2 separate regions of the Homo sapiens genome follow, and region 2 is linked to region 1. A link is an interaction called in ENCODE POLR2A ChIA-PET data of the cell type or tissue named here. Cell type or tissue: MCF 10A. All regions are shown on one strand. Links, peaks and the distances in the headings refer to the core of each region. The heading gives the core; the rest is flanking DNA.

Region 1 (9,455 bases), core at 407-8,406:
GTCATCTATGTGTTGTGCATAGTTGTAGACCATACATTCTCATCATTTAGGCTTCTGCTGAGTGGATATACCAGGATTTCTTTATTCATTCTTCTCTTGATGGTCATTTGGGTAGTTTCTAGTTTGGGCTACCTAATGCTCAGGGAACACTTGTGCAAACATCTTTGGGAGCACAAATATGGGCCTTTCTGTGGAGGAAGGGGATTGCTGGGTTCTAGGGGACTCATGTTCAGCTTCAGCAGAGCTGTCACAAGGTGGATTCACAGTTTAACTCCCTCCAGCAATTTAGGATTCTGTTTGCACTGTGTCTGTGCCAACACTTATCATTTTTCATCTTTTCCATTTGAGCCAGTCTGCTGGTATGATGGTCTCATACTCTGGTAACCCCTCTGGTCTTTAACTTACTAGTTGCCTGTAGACAAAGGCCAGGGCGTGAAGTCCAAAGGTCTTGGTTTTCTTCCCAGCTCTCTCCTGAATAGCTGTGTGCGGTTGGTCAAGTTGTGCACCTGCTCAGAGTGTTCATTTCTGGTCTGTCATGAGAGTGATGCAATACCTTCCTCTTGCAGGATTGTGGGATTAAGGGCTTGTGGAGGTGGGAAGAGCCCTGGAGATGTGGGAGGTGAGCGAGGGGAGCGGGGGGGGGGGAGTCTCCCAGCCTGGAAGGTCCTGGGACTAGAGCAGGGGGCGGGACACCTGCACCCAGGCCCTCCACCAACTCCGTGGGGCTCCAGCAGGGGCTTGGGCCAGTTCCCCCATTCAGCTTCCTTTTGGGGTTCCTCTGAGTCTTGTTGGACACTCAACTGTCAAAGATGCCCAGTGGCACATATGAAAAGTGCCACACTCAAGGACACAGATTTCTGTTCCTCTCACCAGCCATCTTCAGGGATCATCTGTCTCCCCCCCAGCTTGATGGCTCTGTGATGGCAGAGCCGTGTCCCTCTCCATCACTGGCCTATCCCCAGGTCTGGGCATAGGGTTGCACCTAGGAGGCCTCTGCTTGTTGAATGACTTCATGAATTCAGTCCTTAGGTGACAGCTCTTATCCAGGGAGGGGACTGGAGGATCAGGACATAACTGTTCCCCTGTAGTTCTGAGTCTCGGTTTCCTCATCTGTGTGGTTTTTAAAAGTACTAATCCTGACCACAAGGCTGGCTGGGAGGATGAATGTGCTCGGGAAGAAGGTGTTTTGGAAACTGGCACACGCTAGAGAAGTGGAGGGTATCGCCTACAACAGAGCTGACCAACAGGAGGGTATCGCCTACAACAGAGCTGACCAACGGGGGTATCGTCTACAACAGAGCTGACCAACAGGAGGGTATCGCCTACAACAGAGCTGACCAACAGGGCGGCGCCTGGCCACATCTGGCTCTTTACAGTCAAATTAACAAAAATTAAACAAAATGTGTAATTTGGTTCCTCCACCACACTGGCCATATTTCAGGTGCTCAGTGGCCCACAGGTGGCTACAGCATTGGCCAGTGCAGATACGGAGCGTTTGCATCATCACAGACGATCCTGTAGGGCAGTGCCAGTATCAACTCATTTAGGCTACAAAGAACTTTAGAGCTATCACCAAGAAAGTAAGATCAAATAAAACACAAGAGGGATGTATTTTTCTCCCATGAGATTTTCTTGCTCAAAGCCTCATTACTTTTACTTTACACATGGTTCTAACAGACTGCATGCCCTGGTTTCACAGGCCACAACAGAAGAGCAGTAACGTTCGGCTGGGCATGGTGGCTCACACCTGTAATCCCAGCACTTTGAGAGACTGATGCATGCGGATCACCTGAGGTCAGGCGTTTGAGACCAGCCTGGCCAACATGGTGAAACCCCATGTCTACTAAAAAATAACAAAAATTATCTGGGCGTGGTGTTGTGTGCCTATAATCCCAGCTACTTGGGAGGCTGAGGCAGGAGAATCGCTTGAAGCCGGGAGGCGGGGGTTGCAGTGGGCCAAGATCATGCCAGTGTACTCCAGCCTGAGTGACAGAGCAAGACTCTGTCTCAAAAAAAAAAAAAAAAAAAAAAGAGTAGTAACCTTTTGAGGGCCTGGCATGGGGGAAGGTGCAGTGTCAAGTGTCAGCAAAAAGAACTGGTCAGTCGGCGTCTGGAGAATGGTTGGAGAAACCATACAAAATAGACACAGTCACCCCAACTCTGCAGCCATTGAGAAAGGTGCAGGCAGCTCCCCTGTGCCCACAACACCAAGGGCACAGCTGGGTTGCAGCCCAGCTCACCAGTGGATCACAGTAATAATAACAACAGCCCCGGGGCAAGGAGAGGTCATATTACCTGAGGGAAACCAGGGGAGGGAGAGTGTGAACGGCATTTGAGATTTCTTCTGGGACCAAGGCCCAAACCGGCCCTTCTAGGATCATATCGTTACCTGCCACTTTGCGTTTGCTGTATGACTTTCCGTTTGTGAGATTAAAAAGAACATGAAATATTTTGACGGGCCTTCCCCAAATGAGCATCCATGGGTTTCTGCCTTGGAGGCCAAGCTGATCTATAGGTGTCTGAGGACCTGCTGCGTGGGGTAGCAACAGAAGGGTGGACCTGAGGCCCCTGCCATGCTGGTTCCAGCTGTGGCTTTGGCTGTGGTCCCAGCTCCTTTCTCATAATATGTACTTGAGGTGTGTGAGCACAAAGGTACACAAATTGGAGTTTGCCTCTGGCCAGAGGAATTTGGCATAACAGAGGGATGGAAGTTGCTGTCTTGGGGGGTTACGAAATTGAATCCTGGGCCTGTCTTATAAGAGCAGGAGGCCTGTGTGAGACATCCCCTGCTCTGTGCCTCAGTTTCTTCCTCTGTAGCATGTGGATAACAGGGATAAAAACAGCCTCCCCGCCTTAGCATTGTTGTCAAGTTAAATGAGGGATTATATATAAAGCTCTTAGCATGGTGCTGGCCACATGGTAACTGCTTGATGAATGTTAACCACGGGCACCTGTGAATGTCCATATGGGTGGGGTGTAGTGAGGCTAGCGTCTGCATAGCAGGTGTCCTTCCTTCTGTCATCATTAAAAAAAGATATATGGCAGCAGTGGTGGCTCACGCCTGTAATCCCAGCACTTTGGGAGGCAGAGGTGGGTGGATCACAAGGTCAGGAGTTCAAGAGCATCCTGACCAACATGGTGAAACCCTGTCTCTACTAAAATTACAAAAATTAGCCAGGAGTGGTGGTGGGTGACTGTAATCCCAGCTACTCAGGAGGCTGAGGCAGGAGAATCACTTGACGGGAGGCGGAGGTTGCAGTGAGCCAAGATCGCACCACTGCACTCCAGCCTAGGCGACAGAGTGAGACTCCATCTGAAAAAAAAAAAAAAAAAAAAAGATATATAAAGCTGGCTCTTCACTATAGTCAAAAGATAGAGACAATCCATGTGTCCATCAGCAGATGAATGTATAAACATGTGGCCTGCCCATACAATGGAATGTCAGTCAGCCATGAAAGGAATGCGGTTCCGACTCATGCCATAGCACAGATAAACCTCAAAAACAGTAAGTGAAAGGAGCCAGGCACAAACAGCCACAAAGTATGTGATGTCATTTATGTGACATGTCCAGAACAGGCAAGTCCCATTGATAGATACCAGGCTAGTGGCTGCCTGGCGCCTGGGGATGGGGTAGCAGGGAGTGACGACTTAATGGTATGGGGCTTCCTTTGGGAGTAAAAACATCTCAGAACTCGATAGAGATGATGGTGACACAGCATCAGGAATGGACTCAATGCCCGTGAATTGTACATCTTAAGTGATTAATGGTTAGTTTTACGTTCTGTGAATTTTACTTTGAATTTTAGAAATGCAGCCAGGGGAGGTGGGGACTGAAGCCCATTCTCCCAGCGCAAGCCACTTTGAGCACCACTGCGTATGACACTGTGATGGCAGCCTCATCATTAGTGTTGTTGGTGTTGTTGCTGTTGACTGTCTAAGCAGGGCTGCCATCCAACTTCTCGTTTCTCCTTTGGGGCCCCAGGGTGTGTGTGCAGGTCCAGCAAATCCTTCCTTACAGTGGGGTGGTGCCACGTGGAACCCGACTGTGCAGCATGGGTGTCCCCTGTGTGATAATTCAAGCCGCTTCCACGTAGGGAGAGAGGGGACTTGACTCCAGCCCAGCACATCCACCCAGCTGTCAGGGCCACACATGCCCCATGACAAACAGCTGCTGTTTTCAACCCCATCCCCGACTGGGCAAGGTTTCTCTGGCCTCGGGAATAAGCTCATGGGAGGATTTTCCAGACTGGCTTCTTTTGGGGTCCGGGAGCTCCTCCCTTCCCTGGCACATGTTTTGAGTCAGCCTGGACGTCATGATTCGTATTCACTTTGAGAGGAATCCCCATGGAAACCAGCAGGCAGGTTTGGGCAGGAGGGAGCTGGCTCACCACAAAGGCAAGGGAAGGCGAAGGCTAGGTGTCTTCTGCCAGCATCGGGGGCCCAATGGGGGCTCTTTCTGGGGGGGTCAGCTCACCCCATTCCCCACCCACTCTGGAAGCAGGTCTGAGGCCATATCTGGTTTGGAATGCCAGTTCTGAAGATCTCTGGGGGTTCACATGGGACCCTCATGAGGTCCTTCTAGGCCCTATTTTTTCCAGCCCAGATCCAGCATTGTGTGCCACTGGACAGGGGGCTCACCTGGAAACAGGCAGAGGTGAAGTATCTCTTCCTGGTCTGGCAAATGCAGGATCCCCCAAAACTAGCTCCATATCTGTCCCCGAGAGCAAAAAGACAAAGGCAGAGTTCACCGACCCATTCTCCAGCTCCCATGGAAGGCAGCGTCCCCCGGGGCCAGAACCCCAGCTTGTGGGCTGCCGCATCTCCAATACCCTCTGGGCACCGTCACCTTGCGGGCACTCAGTTAGCGAGCGGTCCCACCAAACCTACCTGGGTTCGCTCCTTGCTTCTCACATGGCCCTGTCAAGCTGGTGGCCCAGGACAAAAGCCCCTTAGCCTTGGCCAGGGCTCTCCGGTTCCCTTTAATATCCATTTAATGAGAGCAATTTGGCAACAACGTAAAACGTGCTCTTGCCCTTTGTCCCAGTAATTCCATTTCTGGGAATCTGGCCTAAGGAAATAATCCTAAATATAGGGTAGAAAAACATGTTTCACAAGGATGTTCACTGCGGAGTTGTGCATGGCAGCATAAAATGAAACAGTGGCACTGTCCCTGAGGGAGGGGGTGAGAGCAGGGATGAAATTGATGGTGGCGGAATATTTTATAGCTGCTACAGTGAGAGTTCTGGAGCTTGCCATTCAGAGCAGGGACATCTATGTGCGATAATGTGGGGAAAAAAAAGGCGTTACAAAATTCTTTGTACTGTATGATTTCGGCTTTATAAAAAATTATATATTAAAATAATCAGGAAAGTCACACACCAGAGTGCTAATGAGTGGTCTTGATTGGATTTTTATGGGAAAGATTTTATTCGTCATCTTCCAAATTACCTTGTCTTCACGCATTGCCTTTTTCAGTCAGGTTTGCGTTGTAATTTACATACAGTAAGAGTCACGCTTTTAGCGTGCAGATCTGTGAGTTCTGACAAATGTATACAGCCAAGTGACATCGCCCCCACAGTCAATACAGAGAATATTCCCATCACCCCCAAGAGTCCCCCTGCCCCTCGCCCGCCCCAGCGGCTGGCAACCATGGGTGTGATTTCAGCCCCTGTAGTTTTGTTTATTTCAGGATGTCATATAAATGGAATCATACAGTATGCCTTACACTGCTCTTAACGTTTAGGAAAAAAATTTTTCGTCTGCTTATTGTTCTCTTAGCTGTACATCTTAGAGCAGGATTCCCTACCATCCCTCAATGGAGGAGAATTTTAATGTTCTTTCTTATCCAATTCAGCCTCCTACCCCAGACAGGAATCTCCTCCCCTGGAGCTCCGGTCGTCATGTTCAGCTTACCAGGGAATTATCAGTTATCTGTAAAATAATCCCAGCGATAGGAAAGTACCCAGAACGGCAGAGGTGCCTGGGCAGTGTTAGCTCATATCTGAGCCCAAGGAACAGCAGCGTTCAGAGGCTTTCCATCCCAATCCAGCCCATGTCCCCTGCAAGCCTCCCGTGTTCCTGCCCAGTGATAGCACTACAGCAGCAGCAGTTTTTTTTGTTTGGTTTTGTTTTGTTTTTGAGAAGGAGTCTTGCTCTGTTGCCCAGGCTACAGTGCAGTGGCGCGATCTCGGCTCACTGCAAGCTTCACCTCCCGGGTTCACGCCATTCTCCTTCCTCAGCCTCTCGAGTAGCTGGGACTACAGGCACCCGCCACCACGCCTGGCTCGTTTTTTTAGTATTTTTAGTAGAGACGGGGTTTCACCATGTTAGCCAGGATGGTCTCGATCAAGGTGACGTCATGATCCGCCCACCTTGGCCTCCCAAAGTGCTGGGATTACAGGCGTGAGCCACCGCGCCCGGCCTTGTTTTTGTTTTTAAATAAACATTTTCTTTTAGGACAGTTTGAGATGTATAGGAAAGCGACGAGGATACCCCAGAGTTCTCACACATCCGCAGTCTGCTTCCCCAGCTGCTAGTATCTTAGTCTGTGGGCTGCGTTTGTCACAACTTGTGAACCAATATTGATACATGATTGCCGAAGTCCACATTTTATTAGGTTTCTTTAGGTTTTCCGTGATGTCCTTTTTCTGTCCCGGGATCCCATCCAGGATCCCCACAGTACCTGTAGTCACGTCTCCCAAAACTTCCCTTGGCTGGGATAGCTGCTCAGGCTTTCCTCATGTTTAATGAGCACTGGTCAGGAGTTTTGAGGAAAGTCCCTCAGTTATGGTTTGTCTGATATTTTTCTGATGGTTAGACTTGGGTTATGGGTTTGGGGAGGAAGACCCCAGAGGCAAAGATTGGTCTTTCTCAAAATAGTTCGTTTGATTGCGTTCTTTAGTTTGTTCCAGGTACTGTGCTGAGTCCTTGATAAACTGGATCTCTGGTAATGCTCCCAGGAATTCTACCTATTAAATAAATTCTCATCTTAACCAGTAGAGGAAATGAACTCAGAGAGGGGGAGTAACTTGCCTAAGGACACACAGTAAGCGGCCCAAACACAAGTCTCCTTGGTCCTAAAAAGTCTGCTTTTGGCCAAATGCTGCTTCAGGCAGTAGGCATGCAGCTTGTCTGCTTTTTAAAAACAGTATGGGTTGGGTGTGGTGGCTCACGCCTGTAATCCCAGCACTTTGGGAGGCCGAGGCAGGAGGATCACCTGAGGTCAGGAGTTCGAGACCAGCCTGGCCAACATGGTGAAACCCCATCTCTACTAAAAATACTGAAAAATTAGCTGGGCGTGGTGGCGCACGCCTGTAATCCCAGCTACTCAGGAGGCTGAGGCAGGAGAATCGCTTGAACCCGAGTGGCGGAAGTTGCAGTGAGCTGAGAATGCACCATTGTACTCCAGTCGGGGTGACAAGAGCAAAACTCTGTCTCAAAAAAAAAAAAAAAAAAAAGGACCGGCTGCGGTGGCTTATGCCTGTAATCCCAGCACTTTGGGAGACCGAAGCAGGTGGATCACAAGGTCAGGAGTTCAAGACCAGCCTGGCCAAGATGGTGAAACCCCATCTCTACTAAAAATACAAAAAAAATTAGCCAGGCATGGTGGCAGGCGCCTGTAATCTCAGCTTCTCGGGAGGCTGAGGCAGAGAATTGCTTGAACACGGGAGGCAGAAGTTGCAGTGAGCCGAGATCGCGCCACTGCAGTCCAGCCTGGGCGACAGAGCAAGACTCCGTCTCAAACAAAACAAAACAAAAAAACAGTATGTATTTATTTATACCCAACCTTTCCCTAAAAAGCCTTGGTTGCAACTTCAGATCAAAGCCACGTTAAGACAGCTAAGGCAGGGCATGTGAAAGGTAGACTCAGAAAGCCTCTGTCCAGTGTGTTGTGGGTGGTGCTTACAGTTAAAACACGGATGAAAGTTGCCTTTATTTTTGTAAGATAGTCATTAATTTGTCAGGAAATTAGTAATCACCTCCTAAATGTCAGACGCCATTTAGGCATATGAAACAGCAGGTGAACCCTCCTGTTCCCACAGTATATAAACAGTAGCAGGGGACACAGACAATCAGTGACCAACACAATAAATATTTGAATATGGGTGAGGAAAAGAAGTACAGAACCAACCACCAAGCCCTGGCTTCTCCGGCAGTGCTCAGGACAAGACATACTGTTAGGGCTGAGTCATTTACTGCAGAATAGGGAGAACAGAACAGTGCACGGGATGCTGGAACAGGCCAGAACAGTGAAGGGCAGGCCCACGAGTGTGACTTTGAGGCACGCTGCATAAAGAGAACCTTCTTGGGTGACACATGGCAGCCGCCGGGATTGGGGGCCAGGGGGTCCTCTGAGGGGTGAGCGATGCAGTGGTGGAAAGGACAGGATGAACGCAGCTGCCTCCTCCCCTAGATTGTGGGGTCCAGGCAGCCTTGTCGCTCACCTGGACCTGTGCAGCAGCCTGCAGGCTGTCCCCCTGCCACCACTGTCTCCTTTCAAGTCTGTTTTCTATGCAGCAATCCCTGTGAACCTTGGCTAAAGCTCCTGCAAACCCCTGGGAGGAATCCCTGAGCCCCTAGGTGGACCTACCAGCCTCTCCAGGAGTGACCCACCCTTCTCTCCAACGCATCGCTTACCCAGCCCTCCCTCCGTTTCACCTTCTGCTCCTCCTTGAACACTCCCAGCTGTTCCCACCTCTGAGCCTTTGCACTGGCCGTGGGGTCTGTGACACTCTTTACTCCTGCTCTCGGCCACCTGTCATGACACCCCATTGTGATTCTTTATGCGGCCCTTGCCACTCTCCAATAGTTTATTTATTTAGATATTTTGTTTGTTGTCTGTTTGCCCACTAAGCTCCTGTCTTATTCACTGCTGAATCTCCAGCACCTAGCATGGCGCCTGCAGCATAACGGAAGTTCAGTAAATGTCTGTCAGATGAATGAAGGAATGAATGAAAAATGAATTGATCAATCTTTTGTACTTTTTGAGCCTAGCAATTGATCACATCAGGGAAATTGAGGCAGCTTCAGCCATCAACCCTCTCTACCTCCACCCCCATCACCATAACTCTCGTTTGGCAGACAGATACTGAAATTAACAAACCTAACAGAAGTCCTCCATCTTTATGGTAGAATTAACCTGTTGGGCCTTAGACTTTGAATTGCCTTTGCCTCTTTCTTGGAACACAGGATAGAGGTCAGGCTTCTGATTCCGGAGTCAGATGGCCGAGTTCAGTCTTGGCCATGCCACTCCTAGCTAGATGACCTTGGGCAAATCACGTGACCTCCTGAGCCTCAGCTTCCTTGTCTATATGATGGGATGACCTTGATACCTGTTCCACAAGACCTGTGTGAGGATTAAATGATTGCCATGTGCCCAGGGTGCATGGGAGAGCCAGGGAGGTGTTCGCTGTTATTCTTCTCAGCTGTGCTGCACTCACCTGATTCTCCTGAAG
Region 2 (9,455 bases), core at 542-8,541, 58 kb after region 1:
AAGATGCGATCCTCTCATATGCATAAAGTGCTTGGCACTGTGCCTAACTTGCAAGGGCCTTTGATACATGGCCACATTTTCATTGTCATAGGAGATGTCTGTGGTCTGAACCCCGTAAGCACCTTCAGCCAGGGGTCTGGAGCTAGTAGCTGGAAAAACAAACATCTGCCTTCGACCTCCGTGCCCTGTTTTGGGGCTGGGTTGTTTCTCTGTTCTGTTTGCCCAAGTTGTTTGCAAGGCCTCCTCTGGAGAGGTTCCAGGCATCACCAGACCAACCAGAAGGTGGAAGGATCTGGAGGGAGCAGGCAGAGGGGCATCGTGGAGGGAGCTGCTAAGGACGCAAAACAGTTCCGAGAAAGAACTGTCCGTCCACCAGCAAAGCAAAGCTGGCTGTCCCCACCCTCCCAGGCCTTTGTTGAGTTGCGTGTAAAGTGGCCGCTTAGCTCGAGAGTCAGGTGTTCCCTCTAATGCAGTGGCTATTGGTGGACATGCTCTACCAGGGGTGGAAAATGGCCCTGGGGGAGAGAAGGCTCCCTGTAGAATGCATGGGCTGTCCTGTGACTGGGACAAAGGAAATGATGTCCGTGGTCGCCAAAGCCTTCCTGGAAAGGTGCGTGGGTGGCGGCGAGGGATGGATGTGTCGAGCTGCCCTTGGCAGCCCAAAATAAGGAACTGCTTCTTGGATGGGTGGTGGAGCACTGTAGCTCAGTGGCAGGAAATATAGACTTTAGAGTAAGGACAGACGGGTTCATATCCTCACTGCAGCCCCTATTACCCTGCGCCTGCTAGTCACTGCATCCCGTCAGTCTTAGGCAGCTGATCAGTCAATGGGATAGTAGAGAACCTGTCATAATCAAAAGAAATTGGTGGCATGAGCAAAACAAAGCTCTTACACAGTGCCTGAGGCATAGAGAGCTCAGCAGTCATAAGGAGAGACCAAGGCCAGGCTTCTCCCCGAAGCTGAAAAATGACTGATAGTTAATAATCTACCATAAACAGGCTGCTCAAACTCCACTCATATCCACTAAAGAAAAAAAGCGTGTTCAGATCCAAAAAACATCCTTTCACATGCCTGCATTCTAGGTATCTTGGGTCCAACCTCACCTAGGTCAGGACGTCTCATGGGGACCGGTAGAGACTCATGTTGTTCATTCAGATGCTGACCTGGCTTCACGGCCTCCCGCAGCCCTCGGGAGCCAGCTTATTGGGCAAAAGCAAATTCATAGCTCGCAAGCTTTTCTTTTGCCTTGGCTTCTGTAAACACATTAGATACCCCCATATGCCTTAAGCCTGTCCAGGTGGTGGGAGCCATGGGGCTCTGTCTAGAACCAGAACAATCGATCTTGCCAACACTGTTCAAATGAGAGGTCTCTTTACAAGCAGCCAATGTGGCTCTTTTAGGAAATACGAATTGGCACCACTGTGTGTCCACCAAAACAGACAAGCAAAGCAGAACACACCACGAAACTAGCAAGAAAGAAGGGCGGGCACTTCTGAGTTTTCCTGTGATTCCTTGTTTATGGCACAGCCGTCTCTTTCCTTGTTCAAGTACTCACAGATGGCGGCACAGGTCGAGCATCTCTAATCGTGAAACCTGAAATGCTCCAAAGTCCAAAACTTTCTTTTTTAGAGACAGTCTCGCTCTGTCGCCCAGGCTGGAGTGTGGTGGCACAATCTCAGCTCACTGCAGCCTCCGCCTTTTGGATTCAAATGCTTCTCCTGCCTCAGCCTCCCGAGTAGCGAGTACCATGCCCAGATAATTTTTGTATTTTTTGTAGAGACGGGGTTTCACCATGTTGGCCAGGCTGATCTTGAACCCCTGGCCTCAAGCAATCCACACTCCTCAGCCTCCCAAAGTGCTGGGATTACAGGCATGGGAGCCACCATGCCTGGCCAAAAGTCCGAAACTTTCTGAGCATCAACATGACACTCAAAGGAAACGTTCATTGGAGAGTTTCAGGTTTTGCATTCTCAGACTAGGTTGCTCAACTGGTTAAGTATAATGCAGATATTCCAAAATTTAAAAAAAAAAAATGGAAATCCAAAACACATGTTCCCAAGCATTTTCAGTAAGGGATGTTCAACCTGTAACAGTTACCAATTATTTAAGAAAAGTCCAGATTGGGAAGGAAACAGGACCCCTAAAATTTCAGCAAATGTAATCCATTCAACCTAATTATGTTTTTGCAAGTCAGTTGCTAGAATTTGAATTCAGCTAAAACATCTCGGGCCCACTCACGGAACTTCATGTTCCTTGGGAACTTAGTTTGAGAAGCACTGAAATCATATACGTGTTACTCCTAAAAGGCTGCCTGGCACAGATTAGGACTCTTGAAAGGTCTGTTTCTTTACATACTTATTATGAACCTGCCTTCTGGCTTCTAAGCAGTTTCACTTTGACGAGGGCCAGATCCTCTCCCAATAGCCTATTGAGGTTACTGGAAGCCCTGTTGACCGAAGCAGGAACTGAGTCTCCCCTAGACTCGACTCACTCAAGGTCACATAACTCAAGCCCCGAAACAGGGACAAGAACTCAGTTCTCCCTGCCCCAAAACCATACCTTCTCCCCCTTCCCGACCTTGCCCCTGAGGGTGTTCTGATCTGTTTAATTAAGAAAAAATGACAGTGACAGTTGGTCTGTGACGCTGAAGATGTTTCAAAACTGTGGATCTTGAAATCCAAATGCTCGTTTTCTTAATTTTCTTTTGTTTTGTTTTCCTCCTGCTGTCTCCATTCAATCCTTTAGAACACAAACTTGACCACCCAGGAGCATGAAAACATCATTGTGGTAAGTTCCTCTCGAACACGCTCCCTCCACCCACCTCCGCCTCCTGGAGCCTACAACCCTTTTCCTGGTTTGGGGTAATTCTGGCGCCTGCGTAATCCACCAGCATCTGGCCTTGCTCCGTTTTGTCTTTTCTAGCAAGCCGGACGCACCTCCCTCTGCCTTTGCATATTTCAGAGCCCCAGTTGATAGGAGCGGGAGTGTAATTGTCTGTCTTTGAGGTTTGTAGCAAATGTATCATAATCGCCTCCTCCTTCCTGCGTCTCTGCCTAGGGAGTTGAAGGCAGGAGATGGCAGAGCCCGTATAATTTATTCAGAGGCATCACCCCATTAGCTGAAAGGTAAACGTTCTCTTTCTTGCCCCAGGACATGTCTCCCAATTAATCCACAAATAGAACTTGGATTTAATTCCCTGTGATACATAAAGTGAGATGCTATTTTCTGGGACTCTACCATGATGTAAGCATTTTTGGGGTAAAATATCTTCCTGAATGACTTTTAGCTACGAAACCTAACTCTCACTTGAGAGAAGAAAGAAATGAAATTGCACCTGCTAGATGGTAAGCACCATGCTATGTATTTGAATTCACAGATAACCTAGTCCCTAAGGAGTTCATCATCTATTGTAGGAAGACAAAAGTGATCACCGCAAAAAATAGAGACATTGAGTGCAGAGAGTAAGTAGAGTGATAAACTCCCCTGGGAAAGGAGCCAGAAAGCTTCCTAGAGGTAGTGCTATCTGAGCTGGGTTTTGAAGGATCAATAGGAGTTTTCCAGGTGGCAAAACGGGATAAAAGCATCCCAGAGAGAAGAAACAAAATGTGCAAGAGCACAAAGATTTAAAGCAACGTAGTGTGTTCTGGAAGCTTCAGCATTGCTGGAGCATAAAGCATAAGGAAATGAGAAGCAGGCGGATGGGAGATGAAATAGAAGCAAGAGGCAGAGCCTTTTGTGCCCAGGAGGGGACCTTGGAACTAACCTGCCTGGGATGTCTCCTGGCTGCAAGGTACAGAACAAGAGCAGCATCAGTCACTAGGCCCCTCACGCTCCTCTAGCCGAATCAGGGCCTTGGGGGACCCACTCAGTCGGCCCTGGCAAGCCTAGCTGGGTACTGTATGCACAAAATGAGGTGAGCCCCAGGCCTTTGATTGTGGAGAGTCAAGGCAGCAGCTTCTGCCTTTGCTGTCAGCTCCAGTGTCTGGCACGTAGTGGGCTCTCAGTGGGTGTTTGCTAACGCTAACAGTATAGAGGTTTTCTCCATGCTTTCACCCGGACTGTCCATTGCCTTCTCTTGCCAGAACAGGAGGACAAGTCAACCTGGGCACCCCCAATCACTCACCACCACCTTTTTCTGGCATAGTATTAATTCATCAATTCATTTAACGAACTTTGCTGAGCATGTGAGTCTGACTATGTGCCAGACACAGATAGAGAGCTGGACAAGACTTGAGGCCTGCCATTGAGGACTGAATGTGTGCTGAGAGAACCTGGCAGATCAACAGATAATACAAAAATAACATGGCCAAGGGCTGAGGTTTGTTCTGGGTGTTAGAGGGGGTGCAGAGGATAGGTACTTAACCTCTGTCAGGGAGGGTCCTGGGAGGATGATGATGGAGGACTTCCAGGAGGAGGTGACCAAGGTGAATCTTAAAGGATAGATAGGAGAATGTCAGGTAAACGGAGCAAGCTGGGGAAGGCAGTTCAGGCAGGGGGACTTACATGTGCAAAGGCAAAGTGGTAAGACGGGCTGCTGCAGAACCAGGAGCAAGCATGAGAGCTGGAAGGAGGTACTGCCTTCCTCTCCCTGCCAGCAACACCTGTGGGTCCCACTGAGTGCCTGGAAGCCCTGGATGGAGGACAAGGGCTTGCATTCAGGACAAGCCTGGGAAAGAAATTTTGATCTGAGAAATCCAGGCTGCATTTATCCAGCTAATGTGGCTGAACTGAACCCTTAATTGGGTCAGGTTGAGCTTCCCGGCTCAGCAGGAATGCCTGAGAACAGGAAAGAATTTGATCTGAGGGTCTGACCCTCACCCCTGCATTTTACAGCCTCCCCTTCCAGCATTCTTTTATTACTATTGCTGTTGTCATTATTATGATGCCTTCTGGAGCCTCCTTTCATTCCAACAGTTACATCCTCTTATTTGCCCTATTGGCAATTAGTCTTCTTTGGACATGCTTGGTAGTTTTTTATGCGCTAATTTTTCTACCATAGCTTGAGTTGGTTTTATTCATTCCATTGGCCAGGCAGTAGTAACCGTTGTTGGTCATGGACCAGGAGTCCAAACCCCAGCTGTGGTCCGGCTCACTATGGAAGGCGCTCACCATGGTGGTGAAGAACATGAGCTGAATCTAGGTTCAAGTTCAGAATCGAGTTCAGACCCAGACCCCAGCCATACTAGCTGTGACAGAACTTTTAATTTTACTTAAAATCTCATTTTGCAAGTATTTCTTTTTTCTTTTTTCTTTTTTTTTTTTAAGGCAGAGTCTCACTCTGTCACCCAGGCTAGAGTGCAGTGGCAGGAACTCGGCTCACTGCAACTCCGCCTCCTAAGTTCAAGTGATTCTCCTGCCTCAGCCTCCCGAGTAGCTGGGATTACAGGGGCGCACACCACCACACCCAGTTAATTTTTGTATTTTTGGTAGAGACGGAGTTTCCCTATGTTGGCCAGGCTGGTCTCCAACTCCTGACCTCAAGTGATCTACCTGCCTTGGCCTCCCAAAGTGCTGGGATTACAGGCATGAGCCACTGCGCCCAGCCAATTTTGCAAGTATTTCATGAGTATGAGTATGTTTTCATCAGGAAAAGAGTATTTCATCCCATCCCAGTGCCCTCTTTAGAAACACCTTGTTTTCAGGTGGTGACAAACCCACACAGACAGATACGGTTGTGGATTTTTGGGGGATTTTTTCTTTTCTTTTTTTTTCTGCTTTTAATATGAATGATGTGATGCAGGATGTGTTGCTCTGCATTTATTTTTTTCACTTCACAATATGGCCTGGAGATTGTTCGAAGTCTTTCCGTGGCTATCTACCCCACGGTTCCTGATGCTTGTTTGTTGTGTTTCAGGCAATCGCTCCTTTGCTGGAAAACAACCACCCACCACCAGATCTCTGTGAATTCTTTTGCAAGGTACGGGATTGCTGAGCTGGGGCTGTGGCTGCAGGAAGTAACCTCCCTCTGTGCGCATACCAGGGATTGGGTTTGCACAGAAAGGCCAAAAACCTGGGCCCCACCGTCTTGGGTCACGGTCCCAGACACAGGCGGAGAGGGCATGCCCGGCACCCATTCTTAGGGCTACACCCACGTCTCTGCCAGACAGGTGACAAAGAGTCACAAGGGGAACATCTTGCTTTTCCTTGGAATCACTTCCCGGCTGTCTTAGGAGACAGGTTGCTGCAGATTTCCTGGGCTCATGACGTCAGAGCTGGGTTATTATTAGCCAAGGTTCCTCTGCGCAGTGGCTGGCCCACGGTGGGGTGCGGCTGTGGGGCTTTCCCTGAACACGGGAGGCAGCACGGTGCTCCAGGTTAGCTTAGAGGAGCTGTGGAGCAGGGCATCCGCTGCCGGGCACCCGGCGCCAGCCTTGCAGTGGGATTCACATAGGACATGTCCAGGGCACATCTTTGTGGCTCAGGCCGAACCATCACACAAACCTGTTTTGTTCTTTGCTGTGTGGTTTTTTTAGTGTAATAATTTTATGTCCTTGGAGAGACATGTTCTCAGCACTCCCCTGTCATACCCCTGCTGCCCCGCTCAGCTGGTCCTCATCCCTCCCCGCTCCCATTACCTGCCTCCTGCCACGGTCACCCGCTGTCCTTTGGAGAGGCGTGGGCTGTGTCCAGCAGTGGGACCAGCCTGTGGGGTGGAACAGCAGGCCCCTGGGAGGAAAGGGGGCTGTGGTGCGCTTGATTTCCCTTGCCGCCCCTTCCCGGCCCCCCACCCCTCACCCCAGGGAGTCCTCTGTGTATGTGTCAGGGGACGGGAGCTTTGAAAGGGAGACAAGATTCAGTTGTCCTCCTGGAGTCTGCCTCCCTATCAGGATTCCTTTTCTACCAATCCACACACCTTCTGGTCTGAGTGCCCAGGGTACCTGTCAGGGCCTGGAATGACCCCCACCCCCATCCTTAATGTGGGCATGTGCAATGTGTGCCCCCTGGCCCAGGGAGTGAACACCCGTGAGTGTGTGTGTGTGTATACAGGTGTGGATACACACAGGCCCCGGGCTCCTCAGGACACACAAGGGCCTTGTCTGCCTCCGGGACTCATGGGTATCATGCCCCCAGAAGAGTGGAATTAAATAACCCAGTATCCTGAGAGAACGGCCAGCTGCTCCTCTGCCTGTCACAACAGATCACCTCCTCCATCTCCTGTCCAATTTAACCCAAACCTGCCCCATGCTTGCCTCTCAAGCTTAGGATTTCACCCAGATCTCATGATTCTCAAAGTCTGGTTCTAGAACACTGGATATTTGTTGTAGAACAAGATACACTTGCCTCACTGTGTTTCCTACCTGAGGCTTCACTTGCCTCACTGTGTTTCTTACCTCAGCGTTCCTAGTAGCACAGTTTGGAAAGGGATGAGGTAGAAAAAGGTACCCTTTTTGGCATTCTTTGCTGTAATCCTGTGTGGGTGTTTCAAAGAGGGCCGTCTGCCTTTTGGAGGGAGGGGGGTCCCAGCCATGTGGGATGCTTCTTTGGCTATTTTGCCTCTGGGAGTTGGAGCCCAGAGAGGAGAGCTTGAGGGGACCAAAGCCTCCCGCGCTGCGTCCGCTCTGCCAAACTCCTGCCAAATTCCAAGATCTGAGGAAAGTTTATTCATCTTGCTTTCTCAGGGGAGCCCTGATTTCTCTTATCCCAGGTCTAGCATCCTCATCTGGGGGCCGGGTGGGTGATACATGTGTGCAGGACACGAGGGAGGGGCTGGGCCTTGTCCTCACAGCCTGTGAAGGGCTTCCTTTCCAGTATGAAAAACAAAACACCGCGCTGGTGATGAATTGGGTCTGCAGACTGCCACCCGAGTGCTAAAGCCACCAGTTGAAGAGTCACAGAATTTTCAACACCCTGGTGGTCAAATGCCAAAGCCCTCGTACTATCATACCCAATTTCCAAGGTCTTTCAGACCAAACATGCAGAATCTTAGCTTTACAGAAGTCTCATTATATATTAAATAAGGACCCTGTCAGAACGCCTATGTGTACCATCTGAAATAGTCTCAAGCTTTAAGGTCAAAACCAAACAAAAAGCAAACAAAAGCTCTCATCTCGTCTACTTTTTTAACTCCAAAAAAAAAAAAAAAATTTTAAGGCTATGGCACTCGTAGGTATTTCCCCAAATGAGTTCAACACACCTGTCCACACAAACATCTACATGCCGACGTTACAGCAGCTGTATTCATGACTACCAGAACGTGGAAGCACCCAAAATGCCTTCCAGTGGGTGAATGGATAAATAAACTGTGTAACAATGCAGTGTTATTCAGCACTAAAAAAAAAAACGAGCTAGCAGACCACGAAGAGAAAGGGGGAGCTTTAAATGCATATTAGTAAGTGAGAGGAGCCCATCTGAAAAGGCTGCACACTGCACGATTCCAACTACAGGACATTCTGAAAAAAGCAAAACTATGGAGAAAGTAAAATGATCGGTGGTTGCCAGGGGTTGGGGAGAGGGAGGGACGAATTGGCTGAGCACAGAGGATTTTTAGGGCGTGAAACGACTTCCTATGATATTACATTGGTGGCTCCAGGACATTAGACATTTGTCTAAACACCCAGAGCGCACAGCACCAAGAGTGAACCCTAAAGTCAACTGTGGACTCTGGGTAACAATGATGTGTCAGTGTGGGGTTCTCCATTGTAACAAATATCCCACAGGGTATACGTGCTACATTTGTTACACCGCACGGTCCTTTGGGGAGGCAAGGGCTGTGTCCACCAATGAGACCAGCTTGTGGGGTAGAAATGCAGGCACCTGGGAGGAAAGGGGACCGTGGTGCACTTTACCCCCTGCCCAGGGAGTCCTCTGTGTGTGCATCAGGGGACAGGAAAGGGAAACAAGATTGTGTTGTCCTCTTGGGCCCTGTCTCTCCACCAGGATTCCTTTTCCAGTGCCCCACATGCCTGCTGGCCTGCGTGCCCAGGGTACATTTCAGGGCCGCCTGGAACGCCCCCACCCCATCCTTAAAAGGAGCATGTGCAGTGATCGTTGGGGAGGCTGTGCGTGCCGGGGGCAGGGGGTATCTGGGAAAGGTCTCTACCTTCCTCTCCGTTCTGCTCTGAACCTAGAACTGGCCCCCCTCCAAAATAAACTCATTTTTAGAAAGCAGTGCAGCCGTGTTCATCAAGGGAACCCAGGCACCCACAGCTGGGCTGACTGTCCCCAGCCCTGCTAGCAGCCACGGGCTGTGTTCAGAACATTCTTAGGGCCGCAGTAACTGTACCCCACTCTGTCCCCAGCACTGCAGAGAGCGGCCCCGGTCCATGGTGGTCATCGAGGTGTTCACCCCCGTGGTGCAGCGAATCCTCAAGCATAACATGGTGAGTCACCCTGCCCCAACACCCAGACCCCAGCGCCCAGAACATGAGGCCCCGCGCGCCTCCCTGGCCTTTTGCGTTGGCACAGATTTGGGGAATGTGGTTGGCCCAGCGTGACAGCCAGGAACTGGGGTTGA

What was found. ChIA-PET counts read pairs that join two places held together with the same protein. Peaks named below come from ENCODE experiments on the same cell type or tissue, not always from the same donor. Only the 100,000 strongest peaks of a DNase experiment are listed, where the experiment ranks them.
Region 2: POLR2A ChIA-PET joins it to region 1 with 7 read pairs; 2 of 35 experiments call an interaction of 5 or more read pairs at or near these places.

What each region holds. Positions count from the first base shown.
Region 1 is chr16:81,596,960-81,606,414 of GRCh38, forward strand. All of the region lies in intron 1 of CMIP (c-Maf inducing protein), which reads left to right. Among named protein-coding and RNA genes, the nearest start is that of MIR6504, 9.7 kb to the right of the region's middle. In MCF 10A, for the core only: no CTCF peak of the experiment used is centred there; DNase peaks (open chromatin) are centred at 2,292, 2,642, 4,322, 5,082 and 1 weaker place.
Region 2 is chr16:81,655,029-81,664,483 of GRCh38, forward strand. It overlaps CMIP (c-Maf inducing protein), which reads left to right. Exons shown (of 21, transcript NM_198390.3): 5 at 2,747-2,788; 6 at 5,856-5,918; 7 at 9,241-9,321. Among named protein-coding and RNA genes, the nearest start is that of MIR6504, 48 kb to the left of the region's middle. RefSeq lists an enhancer at 6,600-7,497. In MCF 10A, for the core only: no CTCF peak of the experiment used is centred there; no DNase peak of the experiment used is centred there.